Regions from separate parts of the Homo sapiens genome. Here region 2 is linked to region 1. The links are chromatin loops, found by intact Hi-C in ENCODE. Cell type or tissue: heart left ventricle. All regions are shown on one strand.

What was found. Peaks named below come from ENCODE experiments on the same cell type or tissue, not always from the same donor. Only the 100,000 strongest peaks of a DNase experiment are listed, where the experiment ranks them.
Region 2: a loop joins it to region 1, with 4 times the contacts of the local background. A loop is called at or near these places in 12 of 110 quality-filtered maps.

What each region holds. Positions count from the first base shown.
Region 1 is chr2:74,000,041-74,005,040 of GRCh38, forward strand. TET3 (tet methylcytosine dioxygenase 3) reads left to right here. Exons shown (of 12, transcript NM_001287491.2): 3 at 3,070-3,126. Among named protein-coding and RNA genes, the nearest start is that of TET3, 18 kb to the left of the region's middle. RefSeq lists a silencer at 2,305-2,844 and enhancers at 3,645-4,161, 4,162-4,677. In heart left ventricle, a CTCF peak has its summit at 2,715; a DNase peak (open chromatin) is centred at 2,631; H3K4me3 peaks cover 2,129 bases; H3K27ac peaks cover 180 bases.
Region 2 is chr2:74,077,922-74,082,921 of GRCh38, forward strand. TET3 (tet methylcytosine dioxygenase 3) reads left to right here. Exons shown (of 12, transcript NM_001287491.2): 6 at 2,577-2,670. Among named protein-coding and RNA genes, the nearest start is that of BOLA3, 67 kb to the right of the region's middle. In heart left ventricle, a CTCF peak has its summit at 2,594; a DNase peak (open chromatin) is centred at 2,731.

The DNA of each region.
Region 1 (5,000 bases):
GTGGAGCCAGGAGTTGGGATGGGAACTTTGCTCTGTGGCTCCTTCAGGCTGCTGAGGAAGATAGGTGCTGGTTGAGCAAGTCTGGGAGTAGATCACAGTTCAGTTCTGGCAGGTCCTGCCCTCCCAGGACAGCGGGTGTCTCTCAGATCCTTGAGGACCTCAGGGAGAAGGCTGACCAGAAGAGGGGCCTCCACTTCTCAGTGCCCAGCCCCCTGCCTCTCCACCCTCCTTGTGTAGAAACTTGGCTCAGCACATTCCAGCTCTGTGCAGAGCCTAGGAAAGTAGGGAAGACAGGGCCCCCGCCCACGTGGGAGGACTGCCGTGTAAATAAATAACTGCACTTTATTGTGACTGGTGCTGTGGAAGAGGCAGTACACTGCTCTGTCAGGACCCGGGAGGAGCAGATGATGCTCATGGGAGCTTGGTGATCTGAGAAACTGGCAGGGGGAGGCAATGTTTAAACTAAGTCTTGTACCACATTAGCTTGCCAGGTCGGGGGAGGTGCGGAGGGATCCAGGCAGAAGGAGCAGCACCGGGAAGTCTCTGAGGCATGAAAACATTACTAGATCCATAGCTTAAAGGGAAGTGATTGGGTTCAAGTGACCTCGGTCTTCTTTGTATCTCCCTGGGGTTGGCAGAGACAGACAGAACTTAGAGAATTGGAAAGAGAAGGACCTAGATTTGAATTCTAGCCCACCACTCACCAGCTGTGTTGACAGGCAAGTAAGTTAACATCGCGAAGTCCTTCCGTTGCCCTGTTAGAGATGAGCTTGTATGGGGAGTAAGTCAAATGAGATGATCCTACAACATGGTTGGCACAGGGCCTGGCATGTAGCAGGGGTTTGATAAACTGTGGCAGCCGCTGCAGCAACCGTACTAGTTGTTCCTTTCCAAGCATTGTTTGTCTCTCCTATCCAGCAGCAGACTGTATGGGGGGTAGGTGTGAGGGCAGGGGTTTTGGGGACCAGGATAAAGGAGGGACTCCACTTGGCCTGGTCATTGTCAAAGTTGAGGGGCACAGAAACCCATTGTTCCACCTGAGCTGTGCTTAGGACACTGTTCCTTGTCATGCTTTGCCACCTGCCTCCCTCCCTGCCCTGTGTTCCCAGGGGGAGGCAGGTATGGGCCCTGATGCCTCCTGGAGTCTCCTCACTGGAGGCCAGCTTTGCTGTCTTTCCAAAGGCCGCTCATCCTGTTCTGAGTACCCCCTTTGGGCCCCCGGGGAGGGGACAGCAATTAGGCATCTGTGGTGTAGTGGGTAGGAGAGCGAATCACTGGGTCAGGGGCTCTCAAACATCCTAATTAATCCTGTGAGTCACTTCTCCCTGGCCTCAGCTTATTCATCTGTGAGAATGAGAAGGAGCACCCAGTGAGCTCTTCCAGAAATTGATTCACCTGCAGTGAATCCTCACAACTGGATGAGGTAGCTGCTATTTGTAGTTCAGTTTTATAAGATGAGCAAAGAGAGGCTACGAGAGGTAAGTTACAACCAGCTAGGTAGTGATGGAGCCTGGAGTTTGTGGGTACCAAAGTGTGTGGAAGTCGCTTCCTGGGAGGTAGAAGCTCTGGGGTGCTCAGCTACAGGGAGGGATTGGGGTAGGGAACGATGTGCCCTGGGTGGCCCAGGAAGTAAATCTAGGAGTGGATTGCAGGGTCTGCCTCTCCCCTCTCTGTTCTTTCTCATCCTGCCCTCCTTTCAGTCTTCTGATGCAGCTTTCAAAGGCTGAGTCTGGAAACTGGAAGACCGGAGCTCTTGGGGTCTGGGCTACCTCCCCTCCTCTGCCTTTCCAGGAGATGGGAAGCCCTGAGGTCTGGGGACCCTTGGGGTCTTGGGGGTTACCTCCTGTAGCCTAAGAGTGGAGAACCCATTGTGGGGTGTTGGTGGGGAGGCTGTCTTGGATGGGTATGTTCTGGCGGGGCTGGGGGGTGATCCTAGAGTGAGGTGTGGGTGTTTGTGTGTGTGGAGGAGGGCAGGGTTGACACAGGAGGTGTGGGCTCCGAGGAGCCTGTTTTCTGAGGTGGGCGCTGGAGCAGGGAGGAGCAGAGAGCTTGCATAGCTGTTAAGAGTATGGTCTTCAGAGCCGACAGACCTGGCTCAGAGTCCCGGCTCTGCTGTTTCCTAGCCGCATCACCTTGGGTAAGTTGTTTCACTTATTTTATCACCTCATTTGCAGAATGGAGTAAAGGTTCGTGCTGCCTGGGCTTTTTCTTCTTTTTTGAGGATGAAGGGGCTATTGCACCTCATGCCCTTGTGACAGGGCCCGGTGCCGTCCCAGCTGCTGCCAGGATGATGCTGGGGTTAGAGAGTGGCGAAGCGGGAATCCCCCCCCACCCCCCCGGCGTCTGCTCCGCTCCGCTCCACCCGGAGGCGCAGTCTGTCATCTTTGATCCTGGAGGCGCAGAGGACGCCTTCTGGGTATTACCTTCGGGGTCCCCGCGGGAGGAGGCCGGGGGTGCCCTGGGATGCCCCAGCCTGCCGGGGAGCGGCACGGCGGGCCTGGGAAGCAGCCAGCGCGGCTCAGCAGCACCCTCGGCTGCGCCCCCGCCTCCCGGCTGGGCAGGTCCACCAGGCGGGGGCAGGGCCGGCCGCGGGGATTGGCTGGCGAGCGCGCCGCCCCCTCGCACACCAGCCCCGCGGCGGGGAGGGGAGCGCAGCCGGCAGCTGGCCGCCGCCTCCTCTGCAGTGCCTCCCTCCGTGCGCTCCCTCCGGCGGGGATAATGGGAGGCCCGCCGGCCGATGCACCAGAGGAGGCCGGCCGAGGTAGAGCGCGCGGGGCCGGGGATGGCCGGGCGGACGCGGGCCGGGGGTCGCCGTCCTCTCGGATCTCGGGGGGATTCTCAGAGGAGAAATGAAAACAAAAACACACTGGAAGGCGGGGGAGCCTGTCTGCCGTGATCCAGGCGGCAGCTGGAGGCAGGAAGATGGTCCCAGATAGCCTTTCTTTCCCAGGCTGTATCCCCTCCCGTTCGCCTTCTTCCCCTCCGGCCGGGCTGGGGGCTGTAGCAGGAGGACTTTGCTGCCTTCCTGGTACCCGCCTGGCTCACACGTTCCTCTGGCTTCTTTTGCAGGTGGAAATAAAGGCTGGTGAAGGAGCCGGGCCGTGGGGACAAGGAGCGGCTGTCAAGGTACCTTGTGTGTGTGCGTGCGTGTGTGTGCGTGTGTGTGGTGGCGGTGAAGTGTTTGACCGGATTGGATAAAAATAAAGGGTCTCCTCTGGTGATCCCTTAATCTCCCACTGTGTGTGTAGCAGCAGCTGAGGGGGAGGGGCGGCGGGGGTGTGGGCGGCCAATGAATTCTCAGGCCTGTGTGGGTTTTGTTTGGATTCTTTTTGCTTTCTCAGCTGGATGGTTTTGGGTGCAGTTGGGGCTTGGTTTGTTGAACTGTTTTTTTTTTTTTTTTCTTTTTAAGACATGCAACCCACTCCCCACCCCTGCCTCTGGAAATCTCTCGAGAATGTCCCTGGCACTGTTGGTTTGCATCCAATCTGCAGAAATCCCGGGGGGGACGGTGTGCGGGGAGGGGGGGTGGGGGGGCGTAAGAGGGAGGGAGAATTGCGCTCCTGAGTCTGAAGCTGATAGGATGTCATTAGTCATGCTGCTGTCACCATGGAGATGGCTGGAGAGGAGAGGAGGTGGTGGGGGTGAGGATATTTTGGGTAGGGTGGGGGCTGATGCAACATCATGACTGGGAATCCGGCGGGCGTCTGCTGTTACTCTGTGTGACTTGGTGTCTAGGGGACTGGGAAGAGAGTGTTCCCAGGTGCGTGGGAAGCAGAGAAGGGGGCACTGAGCTTCTCCTTGTGGTTGTCTGGGGGGCGGGGAGCTGGGGTGTTTGAGACAGGGGAGGGGAGAGTCCAGTAGAGTATCAGCCATTACTAGGAAACCACAGATATTCCTCCCACGTTGGCATGGACCCGATCAGTAGGTTTCCTTGAGCTTGTCCCCCTTTTCAGGGCTAAGGAGCCACTGTGAGTTTGGGATTACTCAGCAGTATCCTCTGCTGGCCCAGGGCGGAGAAAACAGATTGGGAGGTGGCTCTGTGTGGCTGCCTCTGAAGTCCAAGAGCAGAGAGGCTGGAAGGGAGCATGGGGCAGGTGGGCAGGGTCAGGGCTCATGGAACTCTTCCTAGCGGAGAGGAAGCGCGTTCCTGCCCCTGCCTCAGCCCACCTGCCCCCTCAGCCGCTGGAGTCTTCAGGGAGCTGGGGATCTTGGTTGCTTGGGTAGCAGGTGGGTGAGCTGCAAGTGTCCCCAGATACCCTTAGTTTCCTCCCTGGAAATTCTCTTCCCGCCCCCTGGGAAAGCTGTGGGAAGCTCCATGGAGGTGCTGGAAGTGGCATCCTGCCACCTTACTGACTGGATATGGATGCTGGTAGGGAGGGGCTCTGCTTCCCACGTGGGGGATAGGGACTTCTAGGTGAGGCTGCAGGGTGTATCAGGAGGCCTAGATAGTTCCCTGGCTTTGTCCCAAGGAACTTGAGGCAAGTAAGTGCTTGGGGAAGGGTGTGAATTTTGCTTCTGGAGCAGCTTCTGGGAAGGAGAAGAGCCAGGGGGCATCGGCTTCCCCGTCTAGCGGGTGTGCTTTAGTGAGACTGGGAGTAGTGGATGATCACCTGGGATGAGGCGGTGGGAGGCTGGGAGGTGACAGAGGGCAGTTGATACGGGCGATACTGTGGGTGGGGAGGAGAGAGCTGAGCTCACCTCAAGTTGGCTCTCACTACACACTCTTTTCTACAGCCTTCTCTGGAGCAGAACCCCCAGGTTCCACCTCTGCTTCCTCCCCTCGCCTCCCGCTGCTGGCTGGAGGAGTTGTAATCACCTCATGTGCTGTTGGAGGGGTGTGGGCACAGAGATCGTAGAGTAGATCTGCTCTGTCTCCCAGCCTGGGGAAAGCAGGCCAACGGGATGAGGACAGATGGACTCAGGGAGGGGGCAGGCCCCTCTCTCCTCTGTATCTCCAGCCTTGTCAGCCTAGAGCTTCCCTCTCTGCTGGGAGAAAGGAC
Region 2 (5,000 bases), 78 kb after region 1:
AATGAAAGTTGTCCAGGAACCAGACAAAAGCAGCATTATGTGATCTTTTCCTCTTCATCCAGACCATGCTATATAAACCCCTGAGTCCTGTCTCCAAATGCTTTCTGTAAGAGAACAGAGCCTTAGAATTTTAATGTTGTAATTATCAGAAACAGTTTTCATCCTTTTGCTAAGATCTTGAGTGAAATAGAGAACATGGAACTCAGAGGAACCTTAGATCAGCATTTTAAAAAAATGTTTGTGGCCTGACAAGAGCTTGTTTTAAAAAATTAATTCGTTAATTAAAAAAAAATTATAAACTGTTCTCTTTTTCAATTACAAAAATGAAACAAAGGCTTTAAAAGTCTAAAGAACGAATAAAGCGCTAAAGTTCAATGCTTATTTTTCAATATTTTCTAAGGATTTACAAAGATATTTGTATATATACAGAGATAAATGTATTAATATGTATATAGAGAAGTTTTAAACCAAATGTGGTCCATTATACCCACTGTCTGTAGCTTGCTTTTTCCCCCCCACTTAATTTCTTTCCATGTCAGTACATACAATTCTACCTAATCATTTTTGATGGGACATGGTTTTTCATTGCATGAAAATTGATATTTTTTGTGAAATTTATTATAATGTATTTAACCAGTCTCATGTTAGACATATAAGTTGTTTCATTTTTCTGTTGTTGATGAGACAGTGAATTATCTTGTTCCTAAAGCTTGGTGCATTTGTATGGTTATTTCTGGGGTGGAGATTCCTAGAAGTGGAGTGGGTAAGATAAAGAATATGTGTATTCTGAACTGTAGAAGCTATGATAACATTCATGCTCTATGAAATAGTATATTAAAATAACATGCCATGATCAAATTGAATTTATTACAGAAATACAAGGTTATAGTATGCTGTGTTAATTGCTCAAATAAAAAACATTCAATCATCTGTCTCCTTATGTGTTAAAAATATATTTTATAAAAATAATTCTTGATTAAAAATCCTTAGGACAGGAGACTCTTAGTGGCACCCTTCAAAGTAAGGAAATCTGTCGCTTTCCCAAAGTTAGCCAGTTTCATGCTCAGTGATGAATTGTTGGAAACATTTTCAGTAAAGTCGGGAAGAAGCAGAGATGCCCGCCAGCCCTTCAGAAACTTGGCCAGGCCTGGCATGCGTGGCTCACACCTGTAATCCCAGCACTTCGGGAGGCCGAGGCGGGTGGATCATGAGGTCAGGAGTTCAAGACGAGCCTGGCCAACATGGTGAAACCCTGTCCTTACTAAAAATACAAAAATTAGCTGGGCGTGGTGGCAGGCACCTGTAATCCCAGCTACTCGGGAGGCTGAGGCAGAGAATTACTTGAACCCGGGAAGCGGAGGTTGCAATGAGCCGAGATTGCACCACTGCATTCCAGCCTGGGCGACAGAGTGAGACTCCGTCTCAAAAAGAAAGAAAAAAAAAGAAAGCCCCTGGCCATCTTAGGTGCTTTCTTTATGGCTAGAGCTATAAAGAATAGAAGGGAATAGGTGGCAAATGACCATTATCTGCAGGTGATATGACATTGCACCTGAAACTAAAAAACTGTTAAAAATAAGAAGATTCTGTAAGATGGCGTTTACATTATTAAAAATAATTACTGTTTATTGGACTCTTTCCTCATGCCAGGAACTTCAAAGCACTTTAAATAATATACTCCCTGTGGACTATTGTTTGATCTTTACCAAGCCCAGGAGGTGGGGATCATTTTAATCTCCATTTTACAGATGAGAAAACTGAGGCTTAGAGAAGTTTAGTAATTTGGCCACAGTTATATAGCAAGACAGTGGCAGGGCTGGCACTCACACCCAAGTCTGTCTGATGTCCAGGGCTGTGCTTAGACCACTGCTGCCTCTTTGTAGTTGTGTGGCCTTGGATAAGTCAGTTCAACTCCAGGGGCCATAGTTGCACCATCTCTGAATATAGTGTGGTTGATTAGACAGTCCTAGAGAGCTGGGGTTCTGAAGCCCTGAGTGTGTGGGGGAGCCAGGGCAGGTGACGTGTGCAGGAACCAGATGTGTTTACTGTCCAGGGGAACCTCAGAGCTGGCGTTTGGGCTTAGTAGAGCCACTTCTCCCCAACCTCAGCTGTTTGTCATCATCATGGTCAAATGTCATCTAGGGATTATTCAAAGAGAATAATAAGGGTTCCCCCATTTATTTCATTTGTTATATTTATAAATAGCTAACTCTCAGGGTGACTCAGCTAACAGGGCTGGATACAAATGCCCATGTTTAGCCTTTGGTTTCAGTTCCCTTCTGGAGTTCGGAGGTAACGATCAGGGACATTCTGCTCGGCTGTCTTTCTGCCTTGGATCAGAGGGGGCCCGATGGGCGGGAGCAGAGAAGGGGCAGGTGAACCTGGAAGCCTGGAAGTGGCCGCTGTGTCTCCAGAGCCTTTAGGTACCAAATAACATTTAAACCTTTCTCTTTCTTCTCTGTTGCCCCCGACGGTAACCAGAAACTCAAACAAAAGCACACTGAGGCTGTCTTCTGACCAAAAGTTGTTCTCCTTTGGGGTTCTGCTGTGCTAATGGTGGCTTCTGTCTCCCTCTTCAGGTATGGAGAGAAGGGGAAAGCCATCCGGATCGAGAAGGTCATCTACACGGGGAAGGAGGGAAAGAGCTCCCGCGGTTGCCCCATTGCAAAGTGGGTGAGTGTTGAGCCCACTCAAGAGCCACAGCTGTGCCTGGTTCCCCTTGCTGCATGGCCACGGCTGTGCCTGGTTCCCCTTGCTGCATGTAGCTGAGCAGGCGAGGGCGGGGGGTGGGGCCAGGTGGGTGTGTAGGAGACAACATGTTGACTGTCCAGGGGAGCCTTAGAGCTGGAATCTGGCTCAGGGTTAGGGTCATTTCCCCCAGCCTCAGCTGTTTGTCCTCATCTTGTTTAAATGCCAGTCCCCGAGTCTTGGGTCAGCCTTGGAACTGTGTTAGTCTTCACACTCGGCTCATCCTGTCCCCGTGGCTCAGGGCCGGAGGGGTAGGAAGGGAAACTGGGGATGCTGTCATGACCCGTTGATGGGCTCCACTGTGGACTGTCAGACTCCTTGTCCCCTTCCATGTGCCCTGGAGCTGCCAGTGCTTTTGTCTGCTGCCTGGAAGCCAGAGACAAACCTGAAGGCTAGCATGCTGAGATCCAACCTGAGGGAAGAGGCCAGGGCTCTGGGCAGCACTGTGGGCCAGTCTTGCCTCTGCCTTGCTTCTAAGCAGTTTCCTACCAGGCAACCTAGACATCTTCACAGGGAGAACATCAGTGACTCAGACCCCAAGTCACCAAACAGAGTCCTTCTGACCTTGCCCTCCCAGTCCACAGGGAGATCTTTAAATAGCAGAGCATCTGCCTCTGCAGAAGAAGTGCTGAGGAGGAGCAGCCAGGTTCCTCGGGTGCCTGCAAGCTCAGCCTCGCGCTGTGCTGGGCAGTGGGTATGGGTGGAAGACGAGGGCTCGGTCCCTATGTTCAAGCTGTTTGTGCTCTAGAGACATATGAAATAAAGTCATGGAGACTGGGGTCGTTGAGAGGCAGACTTGATGCTGTGGTTCAGAGGAGGAGGAATGCTCAAGCTAGGTTTCCCGAGGTGAGCGTGCCAGGGGCCATGAATACTGGCCCGTTACTAGTCAGGCTGAGGAGAGGGAGGAAGCATTCCCAGTGAGGAGAATCATGTGGGCAAAGGCAGAGAGGCTGGGTGGACAGACCCGTGGCTGACTGTGAGGGAGGCGGGTAAGATAACCCCTGTCAGCATATGTCCATCTGTGCATGTTGTAGGAAATTCTGACATATGCTACAACATGTGTAGGACGTATGTGCCTGTTTTTACCTGGTATACACCCTGTGCCTTTGTGTCTTTGTGTTTGGTGAAAATAAAAGGTGTCTGAACTTGAACTACCAAGTTTACTATTTTTAGCAATTTTTAGTCAGCATTGCAGAATTATATACAACCAGAGAATCTGGAATCACTTAGTGTATTCATAAGTATGAAGAAGCAGGCTGCCCCCACCCTCTTGAGAGGTGGTCATTGCAGTGAGAAGTCTGATGTGGCTTATCATGGTGGGGTGTTACCTCCCCAGAGAACCCATCAGAGAAAAGACGTCAGCCGTAGAGTGACAGCTGCCCCTTTCTCCTGCTAATTCATGCAGTCATTGAGGAATTCCAAAGTCTTGGACATAAAAATGAAGATCTTGGAGCATAGGTAGAGTTGGAGACTTTTCCAGCTTCAAGACAGTTGGCCCCTTAAAGAATAGCTGGTCCTGTGGGTGGCTTAAAGAAGATGCATTTCTAGACCCCGGTTACAGTGGTAAAGCGATAAGTCCTGGTCAGGGCTCGTGTGGCCCCACTGAGGGCTGGGAAGAGCACACTTGCCTGCAGACTGGGGCCAGTTCCTGGGGCTGGAAGAGGAAGGCAGGAGGATGGAGGGGCAGGAACTTTGTCCTCAGTATGCCATTGCTCTGGGGTCTGTGGACGGATGCCCAGAGCAGGACGCATGGGGCGCAGTGAACTGGAGGTTACATTCAAGGAGGGAACAACTCGTGGGTGTCACTGAGCCCTGGTGGGTGAACATAGAAGGTGCTGATAGTGTTTGCAGAGGGTGGGACTTCCCATGTCTTATGAGTGAAGAGAAAAGGAGAGGAAATACTTTTTTTTATGGGAGGAGCAAATGGGTGGTCAATCACAGAACTATTGTAGTGGCAAGAAAACGGCAGTGCTGAGGGCTTTATTTTTTCTGGCCATCTCCTTTAGTGTGGTGGATTTCTGGGGTTTTCTTTTGGCTACACAGCTGCCAAATACCCTATGTTTTTTGGTAAGAGGGCTTGGTTTAAAGAGTTCCACCTCCTTTGGAAGTTGAAGAGGAGTTGGGTGCTCCTTCTCCCTGCCCTGCAGGGAAAGTGACCCACAGATGCTTAGAAGGACGGATTATTCTTGGTGGCAGTGTAGCGTCAGGAGCCCGGAGCCGGTTCTGTGGCCACGGGTGAGTGCAGGCATCCAGTG